Regions from separate parts of the Homo sapiens genome. Here region 1 is linked to region 2. Evidence: chromatin loops called from intact Hi-C (ENCODE). Cell type or tissue: heart right ventricle. All regions are shown on one strand.

What was found. Peaks named below come from ENCODE experiments on the same cell type or tissue, not always from the same donor. Only the 100,000 strongest peaks of a DNase experiment are listed, where the experiment ranks them.
Region 1: a loop joins it to region 2, with 2.9 times the contacts of the local background. A loop is called at or near these places in 30 of 110 quality-filtered maps.

The regions. Positions count from the first base shown.
Region 1 is chr12:124,557,860-124,565,859 of GRCh38, forward strand. All of the region lies in intron 1 of NCOR2 (nuclear receptor corepressor 2), which reads right to left. Among named protein-coding and RNA genes, the nearest start is that of NCOR2, 5.8 kb to the right of the region's middle. RefSeq lists an enhancer at 116-875 and a silencer at 2,704-2,998. In heart right ventricle, no CTCF peak of the experiment used is centred here; no DNase peak of the experiment used is centred here; H3K4me3 peaks cover 587 bases; H3K27ac peaks cover 1,663 bases.
Region 2 is chr12:124,450,253-124,458,252 of GRCh38, forward strand. It overlaps NCOR2 (nuclear receptor corepressor 2), which reads right to left. Exons shown (of 49, transcript NM_006312.6): 8 at 6,854-6,910. Among named protein-coding and RNA genes, the nearest start is that of NCOR2, 110 kb to the right of the region's middle. RefSeq lists enhancers at 2,710-3,548, 2,948-3,007 and silencers at 6,615-6,744, 6,775-6,834. In heart right ventricle, a CTCF peak has its summit at 3,289 (motif pointing right); DNase peaks (open chromatin) are centred at 3,399, 3,799, 7,389, 7,869 and 1 weaker place; H3K4me3 peaks cover 2,815 bases; H3K27ac peaks cover 5,235 bases.

The DNA.
Region 1 (8,000 bases), 110 kb after region 2:
ACCTGGCCAAGCCCCCAGGACCCAGGAAAGGCCCCCTGACTCCTGCCAGGCTCCAGAGGGCGACATCCCCTGCAGGCCCCCATGCTGACAGGCCTGGCCCAGCCTAGGGAAAAGCCCAGGCCAGGGCCTGGAGCTGCATCCGGCCCCAACCCCACCCGGCAGGCTCTCCTCTTTAGCTTCAGGAGCAGGGCTGGCACCAGGCAGGTTCCCATGGTCACCGAGACACTATAGCCACACTGGGGCCCATGCTCCCTGATGGTCTCAGCAGGTACCGCAGAGTTCAATGTGAGGACAAACAGAGTCCTTCGAGGCCCTCCCCTGTGGGTCTGGGCCTCTGGGACTAACGACTTCAGAGCATCCCCAGACAGATCCCCTGGGTCACAAAGAAAAATCAACTCTCCCACCCACCCCCCCTCCAGACCTGGCCCAAGGTCTCCCCAGCCCCACCACAGAATTGTGGGGAGCGAGCCAAGGGGAGGCCACAGGTGGGCAGATGGGGGGCGTGCAGGCCTCCTTGGCTGTAAGAAGGATTCTGATTTTTGTTCAAGAAATGGTGGGAAGCCCTGCAGGCTGATGAGGTCAAGTCACTCTAGCTGCTGTGGCTCCACTGGGCTGCCTGCAGAGAGGGGACTGTGGGTACAGGATGACAGCCAGAGAGCAGGCAGGAGGCGGCTGCAGTCCCAGGTGGGCCATCGAGAGGTGGCTGGGACCACGTCTCTCACTCCAGAAGGACGCCCAGAACAGGGGCCTGGGGGATGCGGGGGTCAATGATCCACTTTTGCATAGGTGGGATCCGAGGTCCCTTTGGGACATCCCTGAGCAATGGCAAGGAGACTGCTGGGTCCACCTCCCTGACCCTGGGGTCAGTGCCGTGGGCCCACGAGTCACAGTCAGGAGGGAGAGGGGCTACGACACGGTCTGCAGGGACAATTGCACCCCAACGGGCCCCTGAATGCCCTTCACTTCACAGCCTGTGAGCCACGTGTCACTCATCACCCCATTTCACCGCCAGGGAAACTGAGGAACTCCGCGTGGAGCCTTTATTATTGCCCAAGGCCATGTCACTCAGACCTGTGGGTCCCCCCAGATCCACTCATCAGCCCTAAAATGCAAATATAGGCCACGGAAAACCAAGTGAACCCTGGGAGACAAGAGGCGGAGAGGGCCTCCGGACCCCAGAAAAGACTGACCCCCAGGAGCCACCCGGCCTGCAGGCACATACGCACAGACACATGCAGGCCAGTGGTGACTGGTCACCCGGGTCTGGTCCAATTCCACCTCCAACAGCCCACCCTTTGACTTACCTTTCCCCCCACTTCCTTTCCAGATGCAAAGAAAGGCCAGCAGGAGAAGCAGGGGACCTGAAGCATCAGCCACAAGTCCAGGTTGGAACCAGATGGCCCAGAGGTCCCTTGGCTTCAGACGCACTTGCAATATTGCCTCCAAAACAATCCCGAGGTCTCCGGGTACCACAGTGCTGAGCCCCCCACCTCCAGGGCATTCCCTCAGGCCAAGCAGTTCTCGAGGGCCCCATCCGGTTCTCAAATGGGACATCTTTCACCATCCAAGTCACTCACCGTCATCTTCCCAAGTCGGACCCCAAAACCGTGCTCAGTTCTCACCCAGGGTCTGACCTTGGTTAAGACACTCCACAGGGCCAGCCTCTGGTTTCCTCCTATGGAATGCTGGTGCAGGGGATGGTGCATGAAAGCATCTTGCAACAAGTGTTTTCCTTTGCTCGGCTCCTGCCTGATCCATTCTGCCCCTCAAGAACTGAGACAACTCTCAGGAATGTGTAAGGTAAGATAAAAATCAGAGAGCAAGCTCAGGGCAAAGGGAAAAAAAATGAGAGACAAACAAATCCAAAATCAGGATGAAGTAGATAAAGCCAAAACATAAACCAGTGATTGCAGAAAGCAGGCTGCAAAATTTGGCTCTGAGCTTCCTAGTAGCCAAAGCAAAGAGGGAAACAAGATGGATTACGGCTTTGGAAAATTGTGAAAACGACGCAGTGCCACAGAGTAGGTGCTACAGCAACTATATACCACTCTAAAGTCACCAATTAAGAGGCCAAAAAATTGTGCCAAAAATCAGGCCAAGTGCTTGCTGCCTTAACCATCCCCTCTTTCCTACTGCATTCTACAACAGCAAATTATAACCATGAGCATCAGCGTAACTCAGCAAGAACAGGAGCCCAGGCTAGAAGGAGGGGTTTTAGGGCCTACCTGGAATGACCTTCAAACTCACACCCCTCTCTGGGCCACAGTTTCCTCAACAGGGAAACCGTGCAAGGCTACACTGAGGTTCAAAACAGTGAGGTAGTATATTAGGGATCGGCAAATATCTTCTGCAAAGGGCCAGAGAGTAAATATTTTAGGTTCTGTAGGCCTTCCAGCCTCTGTCACAACTACTCAACTTTGCAAACGCTGTACCCAAAAGCAGCCACAGACAACATGTAAATGAGTGAGCGTGGCTGCATTCCAACAAAACTTTATTTATGGACACCGAAATTTGCATTTCATATGATTTCACATGTCATAAAATATTATTCTTCTTTCGATTTTTTTCAACCATTAAAAAATGGAGAAACCATTCTCAGCTTGTGCACCATACAGAAACAGGTGGTGGGCTGGCCGGATTTGGCCCAAGGGCCATAGTTTGCCAACTCTTGCTTTCTACGTTCCACAATCGGCTCCGAAACATATTATCACGTAGGATGTGACTATGACGGCGAAAATCAAACCTGAATATATGGCGTGATACCACTTGCATGTTTGTTTTTAAAGGGAACGCACACATACAGTCCATTTAAGGCCGACATATGCCAAGAGCATCTCGGAGGAAACTCAGGCGCGGGAAGCTGTGACTGCCTCGGGGAACAGAAACTGGGAGGCCAGGAACCGAGGGAGACTTTTACGCAATGTGTTAATTTTCTTTTTTACAAGTCAATGCATTTTCTTTCATTTAAAAAATAAGCTTTTATAAAGCCCAAAGCAACTGGCAGAGTTTTGAATGCATTACTTTTTGTTTTTCTACATTCTCCCCAAGAAGTATAAAAAGCAACATTATCCCCAAAAATGTTCATCAAAGAAGTCCATGATGTATTAAGTCATATCATAACAAAATAAGTATGATCCCACTTAGAGAAAGCAGATAGGTGTCTTTTGCAGGTATCTGCTTGTGCAGACAGATACCAGCAAGGGTGCTAACCTAGGATTCCTCCGGGTCCGGCTGGGTCAGCCCCCATGAACCTGCACAAAGGTTTTTCCACATGAGCTCAGCCCCAGGAGGTAAGAACTGCCCACACTTCGCAGGGACCTGGAGCTGTCTCCTGCTCCAGGAGAAGTGACAGCTAAGGAAGGATGTGGGAAGACGGCTCCGTATAGTAGGAGTCACTATGGCTGCACTGCCCCGTAGGGTCAGTGGCCACCAGCCACAAGTGGCTACTCAAATTTATTAAAAGTAAAAACTAAAATTTCATCCCCCGGTTGTGGCACTGGCCTCACTTCAAGCCGTGACTGCCTTGGGGAACAGAAACCAGGAGGGCCAGAATGGAAGGAGACTCCCCCAACAGCTTTGGGCAGTTTTAATACCCAATGCCCCACGTGGCTGTTAGTTATGGTACTGGCATATCTAGAACATTCTCACCAATGCAGAAAGTTCTATTGGACAGCGCTACCCCAGAGGCCGGTGGGAGAGGAAGTGGGGGAAGAAAGAGTGAGATGTGGGAAGAGGAGGGAGACAGACGGCAGGGAGAACGGACCAGCCCAGAGGGCACACCAGGCTAGGTTTGGGAAAAAGGACCACTGAAAGGGGAAGACCCTCCAGGATGGCACCACGCAGAGAAAACACGCATGAAAAGGGAAAAAAATCAGGCCAGACGCAGTGGCTCACGCCTAGAATCACAGTGCTTTGGGAGGCTGAGGCGGGAGGATCACTTGAGCCCAGGAGTTCAAGAGCAGCCTGGGCAACATAGAGAGACTCCATCTCTACAAAAAATTTTAAAATTAGCCAGTCATGGTGGTGTACACCTGTCGTCTCAGCTATTTGGGAGGCTGAGGCGGGAGGTTAATTTGAGCCCAGGAGTTCATGGCTGTAATGAGCTGTGATGGTACCACTGCACTCCAGCCTTGGTGACAGAGCAAGACCCTACCTCAGAAAAAAAGTTGGGGTGCAGGTGGGGCATTGGGGAAGGAATCAGATACCAAGAGCCCAGGCCCTGCTCCGAAACACAGAATATGACTTCATCACCCAACCCTGTGCCCTCGGGTTAAGTAGCCATTAGCCACAGCCACAGGTGGCTGTTTAAATTTAAGTAAATTAAAATTAAATAAAATGACCAGTTCAGCTGCTCAGTGGCAGGGACCCACTTTTCAAGTGCTCCCGAGTGACAGGCACCTAGTGGCTAAAGCACGGGACAGCGCAGCCGTATCATCTCCCATCACCGCAGGAGTTCCCAGACAGCCCGTCTCAGGCTACCCTCTAAGGCGGGCATTATTTTCTTTCCCTCCCTTTTAAGAATCAAGAAACCAAGGCCAGAAGGTCAGAGGCTTCACTCAAGTTCTTAACAAATGGAAGCACGATTCAAACCCTGCTCCTTTTTTCAGAGACCAGGAGCAGAGGGGAAGCTCAGCCCTCCCCCAGGGGGCCTCCCCCACCCCGTCCTCCCCACAGCCTTCGCCCACTCTCCGGGCTGCCCATGACCTCCAAGCACTCCAAGTGCCTGACAGACACTAAGTGATTAAAGACTAATGGAAAACCTCAACCGTCAAGGGCAGAGGCAGGGAGCTGAGCACATTTGTGAAACACCAACGACCAACGGGAAAGGAGCCCACCGTCTCCAAAGGGCAACAAGCCGAAGCCTGGGGCTCTGGAAAAGAGACAGGTCCATCAGAGGATCTTTCCCAGCAGCTTTTAAGAGGGAGGAATGGTTGATATCCGAGCAGCCTGTAGGTGAGGACCCGGGTTTACACAAGGAATTCTATAGTGAAGTCTTTGCTCTCCAACAGGATAAGCCAAAATGGAAACTGCAGCTCCTGTGTGTCCTGCGACACACAGGAGCTCATTATATCTCACAACCATAAAGTCAGAAGCAGCAGCAGCACCCCCATTTTAGAGATGAGCAAACTGAGGCTCACAATAGGTAAGTAACTCATTCACAGCTTGAAGCTGCAGAGCTGAACAGCAAACCCAATATTCATGCCCTTTGCCCCTAAAGGCTCTCCAATATGGCACAGGTGGCCGGCAATGTGCCCATTTTGCAGATGAGGGCACCCAAACCCTGAGAGCAAGGGGCACTCACCTGGGCCCACTGCTTGTAAATGGCCAAGCTGGAACTTCCAATGCTAAATCAGCGGCTCTCTTGGGGATGGCAGATGAAACACTCCGAGATTGTCCTCTAATATCTGGTTAGGACAATTCTTTCTAGATTTATAAACCAAAAGCTCCTTCCTCAAGGCTAGCTGGAGCCAAGTGGGCAGGGCAGTGTGGAAGTGTCCAGGCTCAGAAGCCTCACTCTGCTCCAAAATAGACATGATAATAACAATGATGCTAAGTTCATTCATCATAAGCACAGGTCCCTCCGCTGTGCAACCTCAGGCGAGCCTGGACCTGTGCCCTCATCTGTAAAATGGGAATGAAGCCGCCATCTGCCCCAGGGCCTCACTGAGCAGAAGCCCTCCGGCTACACAGTACCCGAGGGCAACGCGCCCAGCCTATGGGCACTCCAGGCCACAGAACTCTGCCGCTGCAGCTTTCTGGAGCACCATGCTAAATAATTCAAAACCATGTTTTCATTTCAAAACAAACACAGCAGTGTCGCCAAGGCGAATGCCAAATTTGCATGAATGTTTCAGATAAAATGAGACCTCAAAGAAATGCCAGGCCCTATCCTTCTCCCCAAACCCTGGGGAGAACGAGTTCTCAGTCTCCTGCCCCACCTGGGGCAAAGATCCGTAGGTGCTGCTCAAAGAAGAAACATCATTTCTTTCTTCATATCCTCTACGGCAGCTTTGCAAAGCAGGTCTGCAGTAAATTCCTGCTGCACTAACACGACCGTGAATAATCCCAGGTCTTAATTCGTAGTTCCACATCCAAGCTGTGTGACCTTGGGCAAGTTACTTAACCTCTCTGTGCCTCAAGTTCACCATCTATAAAATAAGATAATAAAAGCACCAACTCATAGAGGAGTTATGAAGAGTAAACAAGCAGATTTGCGTAGAGCACGGTTCCTGGCACACAGTAGGTGTTGGTTCTTATTACTAGCGTATGATCCACAGCCTTTTCCAACATGGAGGCTGAGAGTTCGCCGGATGGGTTGTAAAGTCAGTTCCCTGGCTCCAAGCTCCCTCAAAAGATGCCCAGCTGGCCTTTCCCAAGCATCACTTCCCTGGGGACCACACGCACCCACCTAGGGACACAGACCTTCTGTCACCCTTGGCCTGGGCCTAAAAAACCTGGCTCTCCCCAGGCAGCAGCTCAAGCTTGGGGCCCTCCTTGCCCCTCCCCTGGGCACCTCAGGCAGGAGTTACCAGCTCCCACCGGCAGTTCCCCAGTCTCAAAAGTGTCACCTGGGGAGGCTGCTGTTTAGCGTTTGAGATGTGAAGAGGAAACAGGGAAGGGAAAACACACACACACAAATAAAAGCTCTCAACCCCCGCCACCCCACCCCCACCCCCACCCCCGGCCCACGGTCAGAGGCAGCATTTGTGGGGCTTTTCAGTTCAGACAGCGGCAGGAGGAGGGGCTGAGAGCCTGTCTCCTCTGCCTTAAAATCTCCCTTCCCACAGACAGGACCCCAGGAGAACCCTCCGGCTGGGTTCTGCGTAGGTACCACCCCCGCCTCCCATCTCCGAGTGAAGCACCAACTTCTCCACCCACACTCTCAGATGGGGGTTGGGAACACAGAACTATGAATGCGCCCCCTCTCAGCCAGGGGGAAACGGGGCCAGGCAGCCTCCACATCCAGCATGAATGGCAGACGCTGGGGGCCAGGACTCCTGGGGCTAGCTTCCAACTCCCTCGGTGGGTGTCTGCGCTGCCAGCGCCCCCTGCCCCCCACCCCCAGGCCCCGAGAACAATCAAGCCGTCCCCAGCCCAGGGCTTCCATGCAGTAAATTCGTGTTTGCAGAGCTCTGGGAAATCTTTAGGAGGTGGCATGAGTATTATTAATTGGGGAAAAAGAACAGATTATGCCAAATAAATCCTTCCCACATAACCAAACCCTCTCCGAGAGGGGGAGGGGGAGAGCGCAGCCCCAGGAGGGGTCTCCATCCCTCACCAGGGCCTGACAGCCACATTACCATTTACATGGATTTATCAATAGTATTGATCCCCAGCAGCGTAAATAGCTCAGTGGGAAGAGGCCAGGGCTGGGGCCTGCTGCGCTCCCGCCCCCATGTCTGGGCACCGGCACCACAGACTCCCCCGGCACCCGCTGGCGGTGGCAGCAGTGAATTTCCAAGCAGGGACACGGCAGGCGGCTCAGGGAAGCCAGACAGAGCCCGGGATGCCCTGGCAGCCGCGCTGCCGACTCGCCAGTCACCGCTGGCTCCACCCCCCCTTCATTGCTCTGCTGGGCCTGACTCAGTCTTTGCATCTGTTCAATGGGCGGGGGCACCTGCCCTTCTCCATCCTCTCCGGACAAGCAGAGGGGAGTGGGAAAAGGCCCCCTCCCTCCCCCAGATCCCCCCACTGTCCACCCCCAGCCAAAGGTAAGGTGGCCCCTTTTCACAGGGCTTCCAGACCACGTTGGATTAAAGGCCCAATCTTAGAACCCAGGAATAATAATACCGACACAGTAGTCATAGTAACACATACAAGTACCAAGGGATTCTTATGGCCGGACGGTCAGCTCTCACAACCACTCTGTGAACTCAGTACCATTTTGACCCTCATTTTGCAGATGGGAAACCTGACAGGCACAGAGAAGTTAAGCATCTGTCCAGGGTCACACTGCCAGGAAAGTGGCAAAGGTCAGAGTCAAACCCCAGGAGCTGAGG
Region 2 (8,000 bases):
GCGTCCCAACGCTGCAAGATACCACTCCACCCCCACTGACCAGCAAAAGACAAAAACGTTGAATGCCAAGTGTTGGTGAGGTCTGGGGTGACAGGAAGGCTGGCACATAGCTGGTGGGAGCATGGTGTATGGGCACACATCCCCCAGAGAGACAACAGCCACTACCTGGTAACGAACACCGACGCCCCCGCTTCCGACCCCCATGCTCCTGCAGTTGCCTACTGTGCTCCACCAGGAGACGGGCGCTAGGATGTTCCTAACGCACTGCTCACAGCGGCCAGTGAGAAGCAAGCTAGCCGTCCACCACCAGAAGAGCAGCTAAGGAGACCAGGACTCGGTTACACCACAAATCCCACACAGCAGTGAGAAAGGGAGGCAGGGCCCACATGTAGCAAGCACAGGGCTTCAAAGAGCGTACCAGGAGACGCAGAAAGCACGGCAGCATCTGTGATGGTGCAGGGACCAAGCCAGCTGCCACGTGTCCCCTCCCAGATGGAAGAACCTTGCTTAGCAACCAAGGGCACAGCCTAGGTTCAAGTCCCGGTTCTGATACTTTCTAGCTGGGTCTCCCTGGGAAGTTACTTATTCCATCTGTGCCTCCATTTCTCCTCATCTATAAAATGGGGTTAAACTCATAGGATTTTGTGAAGATCAAACGAGACAGTGCATGCTAAGCTCTCAGGCTGGTACCTGCAGGCTGAAGTGCCCAGAGGTGCCAGTCACATTGCCGCCATCAGGGAGCAGTGGCTGTGCTAATGGCACCCACCTTTCACGCCTCCCTGTAACCACCCATGACCTTGCTGTGGCCAGTGGAATTGCTGCACACTTAGCAAAAGCAGAGGCTTGAAGATGCGAGTTCGCATTTCTGCTGTTTCTGTCAAGAGAATGAGCCTAGCCTGGCCTGCAGGAAGCGGGCAGAGAGGCAAGGAGCAGCGTGGTGCAACCCAGCCTGGGCTGATCTACAACGCCGGCCCCCCGACTCCCTCGCTGGCCACGGAGGTGCAAGAGCTGAGCCCACACCAGCAGAAATGCTCAGCTGCCTTCCAGACAGGTGAGAAACAGTGAACAGTTGCTGCTTCAAGCCTCTAAATGTGGGGCTGCTTTGTTCCCCAGCAGTAGCCATGTAACCATACCGGGTAACTGATACAATCATCCCCCACTGTACAGAAAGAAAAATTGAGTCCTTAAGAGGTTACAACATTTGCCCACAGCTGGTAAGAGATGAGCCTGAATGACAGCCCGCCTCTCAGCCCCAGCGCTGGAGGAAGGAGTCTGCTCCCCTCTCTGCCTGAGTCTCTGTGTGTGTGTGTGTATGTCTTTCTGTCTGTCTGTCTCCCTCTCTTCCTGTCCCTCTCCCTCTCACACACCCATGCACACAGCAGGAGCCTCCCAGGGTGGCCATGGGTGACTATGGTGGGAAGATCAGGTACAGAGTGTGAGTGATCAGATGGAACAGGGAAGGATGGAGACGTGGAGTCCTGCAGCCTCAGGGCAGGGCTGCAGCGACAGAAGGGACACACAAGTCTCTTCCCTGGGGATAGAGCTGAACACACCTCCTGATGACGCCGGCAGAGTGGGCCACCCAGACCCCCGCCCACCCATCCCCAGGGAAGGGCCTCTGCAGCTCTACAGAGCCTCACAGACAGTCTCGGCTGGTGACAATGTCGCCTTTCCCCCTGTAGCCCCAGATCCCCTCCTAGAGAATTCACCACTGGGCTCGGGCAATTCCAGGCTCCTGCTCAGCTACTCTCCTGGGGACAGAGATGTCATCCTGCAGCTGCCATGGGCCATTTCTCCCCGTGCCGGGTCAGGCTCCCCTCCCAAGGTTCTCAGCCCTGAACAGAGGGCAGTTTCCCCACCCTGACCCTGGAAGTTTGAACAAGAGGGAGAAGTGGGCAGAGGAACAAGAGAGCCCACGGTCAGACTCACTGCAGAACTTCCCAGTGGAGGGAAGGGGTGCAGTGCAGCATCCCTGCAGAGGGTGCGAATCCTCGTCTCAGGAATGGCAAGGGGCCCTGTGAAGATGCCCATGCTGTAACCCGGGCAACCACACTGGCTCCTTTATGTTCCCCACATGCCAATCAAATGCAGGCCAGGTGCAAGCGGACATCACTTAAAGGTTCGGGTTTTGGAAACAGATAGGCCCCAATTTAAATGGTGCCTCCTCCCTCACTAGCTGTGAGCTTGGACAAGTGCCCTCAACACTCCAGCCTCGGTTTCCTCATCTGGAATATGGGTGTAGGTCAAAGAGGACCTACTTCACGGAAATTTTGGATAGCCCAGAAAATTTCAGACTTGGTGAAATTTGGTGTTTGTCTTGTTTTGGTTTTAAAGATAGCAAACAGCCGAAGGGGGCCAGAAAGGGGCTGGAAGCCCACAGCACGCAGCCCTGGGAGGGCGAGGTGGGCAGAGGGGACAGTGCTTCTGCGGCACAGGGCGGGTGCAGAAATGCAGGACCGGCTCCCGGGGGCAGCAAGAGCCCGGTCAGCCTCCAACCCACCAAAGCCACAGGGGAGGAAGGCCACTTCCACTTGGTGGCCTCCTCCCCTGCCCTGTAGATAGGGACACAGCCCCTGCTTCTCAAGGCGGCCATCGGTGAGGGGCCCACAAGGCGAAGGCCCCGAAGGACTGAGGATACTGTGGGGTGCTGCGGCCTCTAAACAGGAACTGCCCCCCTGGGAGGCACTCACCAGCCACTCCCCGAGGCCCCTGAACCCCAGGAGCCCAGGGGAGGCTCTGGGCCCAGAGCTGCCTGGAATGCCGTGCACCGCCATGGCAACAGGCTGAGGACAGCCATCTTGGAAAGCCCAGAAGGGAGTGGGGGGAGGGAGGGACAGTGACATGTCCTGGCAGGTGCATTGCTGAGGGGACGCAGGGCCCGAGGGGACTCCCCAACATCCCCCTCATCCTCTGCAGAGAGGGCTGCACAAAGGCCTGGCGGCTCCCAGCCCAGGCTAGCCGGGGTCCCCACATGGGGCCATGAGGCACCTCCACAGCCACACAGGCTGGGGGGCATGGCTGGCCCCTGTCCCTCACCCCCAGGCCTTATCCTCCCGGGAGAAATGACCCCTGGGGGGACTCACGCCAGTGAGGGAATCGAGGCCTAGATGCGTGTGGAGCCTGGGGTGGTAGGGGCGGCACCCAGGAGGCCCCAAGGTCCAGCTCTCTCTTGCTCAGCCTCCGTCTCCTCTAAAATCAGAGGCACAGCCACTCAGAGGGCAGAAAGAGGGCAAAGGGGAGCAGGTGCCAGACGCAGGGCGCAGGCAGAGATGAGGCATGGTGGTGACTAAGAAAGCCAGCAGGGGCCAGGGAGGAGGCGGCCCCCCTCGGGCTTTGAGCCAGCCAGCAGGGCCACCAGGAAGAGCCAGAGTCCCAGGCGGCCTGAGCTGGCAATAAATGAAGTGACAGCCCCAGCCCTCAACCCGCTGGTGACACCAGCTTCTTAAAATAACGCCTTGGAACAGGAAGGAAGCAATGACTCAAAGCGGCAGAGAGGTCGGGGCTGCTGGGCACGCCCTCCACCACTGCGCCCGCTCCCAGCCTGGTCCAGTCCCCACAGCTGGGCTGGAGGGGCCGTGCCCCACCATCTCAGTGCCCCCGACCCCTGGTTAGCACCTCTGGTGCTATTTTCATCCTTTCCAATGCAAATTCCTCCAGGAAGGCCACAGGGATCCGTCCCTGCCGAGGGGAGGGGCGTTGGAACTGCAGCTTCTGATGGAAGACACCCTGGGAACTGGACTCTGTGACCCACAGCACCTCAGGCCGTCCCTGGCCCGGGCTTCTGGCACCCAGTTGGTAGACAGGACCCTGCAGAGGGTGCACCATGCAGCTGCCTCTGCTTGGAGGATGCCTGTGGCCACTCGGGCCTGGCAGATCTGTGCAGAACTGGCCGGCCGCTCTCCCAGGGGCTCAGCACACCTCCACGCCTCATCTCTTGCTGTGTGGCCCGGCACAAGGCACTCCTCTCACTGAGCCTCATCCAGAAAATGGGACGGCAACAGCTCTGTGAGGCGTCCTCCCTGTCCCCACTGACTGGCACCAAGCCAGGGGCCTTCAAGAGTCCAAACACTAGATCTTAGCCTCCTGTGCCATCAGCCTTGTGGAAGCCTCTGCTCTGAGATCCCCAAGTGGAAGACAACCCCGTCCCCTTGTCTCCAAAGAACCAGAGAAGACTCACTGTGGGGTCCCTGGTTCCAAAGCTTCTGACACCAGCAGCTGCCCACCCCCATCTGCCCACAGACTCCCACGGACAGGGGCTTCCTCGCCTGTGTTCCTCGGGCCCTAAGACACAGGCCCTTTCCCCCAGGAGGCCCCCGGGGACCAATCAGGAAACGGGAGCGGGAGGACCCGGAAATCTGGAAATGCTTGGGAACTTCATCCAACCCTGCCATCCCTATTTGGCAGAAAAGGAGAAACCGAGGCAAGAGGCAGCTTACTGGTGGAGATGTAAAATGGTACGGCCACTTTTCGGCCACTTTGGAAAACAGTTGGGCAGTTCCTCAAGGGGCTAAACAGGGTTAACAGAGGATCTAGCAATTCCACGCCTAGGTACACACCCAGGAGAAATGAAGACGTACGTTCACATGGAAACGGCACACTAATGTTCACAGCAACTTTATTCACAATACCCCAAATATGCAAACAATCTCACGTCCACCGACTGATGAGTGGGTAAACAACACGTGACCTACCCCTACAGTGAAATATGATTCAGCCACAAAAAGGAACGAAGGACCGACCCACGCTCGACACGGATGAACCTCGAAAACATGATGCTGAGTGAGAGAAACCAGACACAAAGGACCACATATTGCAAGATTCCATTTATAGGAAATGTCCAGAATAGGCAAATCCATAGAGACAGAAGGGTTTCTTTTTGAGATGATGGAATGTTCTAAAATTGACCGTGGTGACAGTTGCACACATCTGTGAATACACTAAAACCCACTGAACTGGACACTTTGAGTGAATGGCATGCGTGTGAATTGTACCTCAATAAAGCTGTTTACAAAACAAAAAAACAAGCAAGCAGCAGCTGCTGCTGCTGAAAACTTCCCCAGATATCACTTCCACTGAGAGAAGCACGACCCTAGGCCAGAGCTCACCACCCAGATCGCCCAGGCCCGAGGATGTGCCTGGAGGGGGCAGAGCCCTGAAGGGGTGGGGGAGCCCAGCGAGGTTCCTGAGTCCAGCCAGGTGGGCAGCTGGGCCCTGCTTCTGAGCTGGAGGAGCCCTTGCCATCTCCTCCCTGCTTCTGCCTTCTGAGTGGGCCTGGGAGCCCGGGGCTTGTAGTTCCTGAGTGGCCTCAAAAGACGGACCCCGGGCTTTGGGGAGCTCTCACTGCAAAACTGAGCAGCCTGCAGAAACTTCAGGGGGAGCAGCTCATCACCAAATTGTTCACAACTACTGAGCGCTTCGTAGGGACCAGGAGCTGCACTAGGTGAGCCTTTAACAGGCAGCACTGCCTTTAACCCTGGGAAGACCCTGGAAGGAGGCCCTAGAGCCTCCGCCTGTCCCAGATGAGAGAGCACTGTGGTACTGGGAGGTCAGCCCCTTTCCTAAGGCCACTTGGCAAACATGCAGTGGAGCTGAGTTTAGATTGAGGCTCTGAAGGTGTCAGACTTCTGTTTCGTTTTTTTATGAGGCAGGGTCTCACTCTACTGCCCAGGCTGGAGTGCAGTGGTGTGATCATAGCTCACCGCAGCCTTGAACTCCAGGGCTCAAGCGATCCTCCTGCCTCAGCCTCCCAAGTAGCTGGGACGAAAGGCGTGCATCACCACACCTGGTGAATTTTTTAATTTTTTGCAGAGACAAGGTCTTGCTATCTTGCCCAGGCTGATCTCAAATTCCTGGCTTCATGCAATCCTCCTGCCTTGGCCTCCCATAGCACTGGGATTACAGGTATGAGCCACTACACATGGCGAAGGCATAAGCCTTTATCTGCACCCTGGGCGCACTCACACGCACACCCTAGCCCACCATGCACACAGAGACTCTCCCTCATCCGGCACACATGTGGGTAGCATATACCTTCAGTGCCCACCACGGCCATCCATGCTGACCAGCTCAGTGGGCACAGATGGCTGTGGGGCAGGCAGGGGCTGCGGCCCATTCTCTGGGGGCTAGGGCTTCTGCATCCACCCATCCTCAGCCCAGGGACTCCAGGAGGCCTGGGGCCTGCTTTCCAGCTCTGCTGCTGACATGGCATCTTTCCGCAGCAAAAGGACACTAGTGACAGCCATCATCGCCATCATCGCCATCATCATCATCATCATCATCATAGCTAATGCCCAGCACTTACTGTTTACAAGGCAGGCGCGGCACCCGATGTTGGAAAAATATTAACACAGCTCCTCCTCACTGTAATCCAGTGGAATAGGTGCTGTTAGGATTCCCATTTTACAGATGAGGAAACTGAAGCACAGGGAGGGTAACAGACCCGCTCAGGGTCACACCGCCATGAAGCGGTGCACCTGGGAGTGGACCGAGATTGTGTGACCCAGAGAACCGGCTCTCCGCGCTCAGCTGGAGCAAGCGCACCGGCCTACGGATGTGTGACTCTCCTCACAGCCCGAGCGGCCGGGCTTCACGGTATGCACAGGAGTGCGCAGGTGGCCCCGGAGGCGCTCGCTGCCAAGACTCCCCACCCCCACCCAGCCCAGCCAGGCCCGCCCACCCGCTATCTGCCGTCCTCTCATCAGGAAGGTGGGTTTCCTGCTTCCTCCGCGGACGCCGCCTGGGCAGCGCTTGGTAATAGATGACTTCCTCCTCCGCCGCACCCTCCCGCCTCCCTGCCCACCTCTCCAGCCACCCCCGCCCTCCCCTGAGCCCCTGACCCTGTACCCCAGCTCACCAGCTCCACCTGGGGCCCCAGGCCTTCCAGAATCCGATGTGCAGCTTCAGCCTTCTTCTGCAGGGTGATGGCGAAGAGGAGGAATTTTTTTAAAAAACAAAAAAACACAGATTATAAATAGAGGCTTCCCGGAGCAGCGGGCACCTGCCCAGCCCAGTCCAGCATGCTGATCCTCAGCACGGGGGAGGGAGGCCCGGGGCCCCCTGCAGGCCCTCCCCACGCTGGAAAAAAACACAGAGGAGCCTCAATACCCCCACAGCGGCCCCAGCAAGCCAGCCAAGTTTCGATTTTAGCAAATGCGCCGGGTCCACTGAAGCCTGCTCCCCGGCAGGCGCGCAGGCCTCGCTCCCCCAGGGCCCAGCGACGTGGGCACCGCTCCCCACCAGCCCAGCCGACACTGCCAGCCCTGAGATGCCTTCCCTCACCCTGGAAGCTGGTTGGGTTGTCTACAATTACCTCAGAGCTAGTGCAGCCAGCGAGGGAAGGAGGAGGAGGAGGAGGAGGGAGGGTGAGATAGAGGCGCTCGGAGATACCCTTTCTAGGATTCTTGTGTTTCACAATCATGTGATTATTTCTGGGCTGCCCCGGGGCCTCCCCGCCTCCTCCCCACTCACAACTGGGGACTTATTAGGAAAACAGGAACATGTGGCGCAGGGCTCGGTGGCCGCTCCATCAATAGGCTGGACCTCCGGGCCCCCACCCCGGCCCTCGGTGTGAAGGCAGACATTGTGCCTCGGCCAGGCCCACCAGCCCGCAGCCTGGGACCACCAGGGTCCACTCACAGGAGGCCTGGAGGGCAGCCCAGGCCAGCCGGGTACAGGGAGGTGGGGGGCGGAGGGGCTCCTGAAGGTGGCTTCATGGGGGCTGTGGCGGAGGGCAGGGGCAGAATTTGCGTGGGTTTGGGTGCCCCCTGCACCAGGCTAAACTGCGTGTGTGCTGGCAAATGGGTGTTCACAGGCTGGCACGCGGGCGAGCCCCTGCTGTGACTCAGCTGCATTGGGGCAGCCACTCAGTATTTGGCAAGGACTAGGCGGACAGGCCGCAGAAGTCACCATCACCATACTGAAACTGTCCCCAGTGACCCCAAACCAGATTGGCCAAAAGGAGGTGACCCCAAGCCCTGGGAAATGTGGCTGCCAACAAAAAT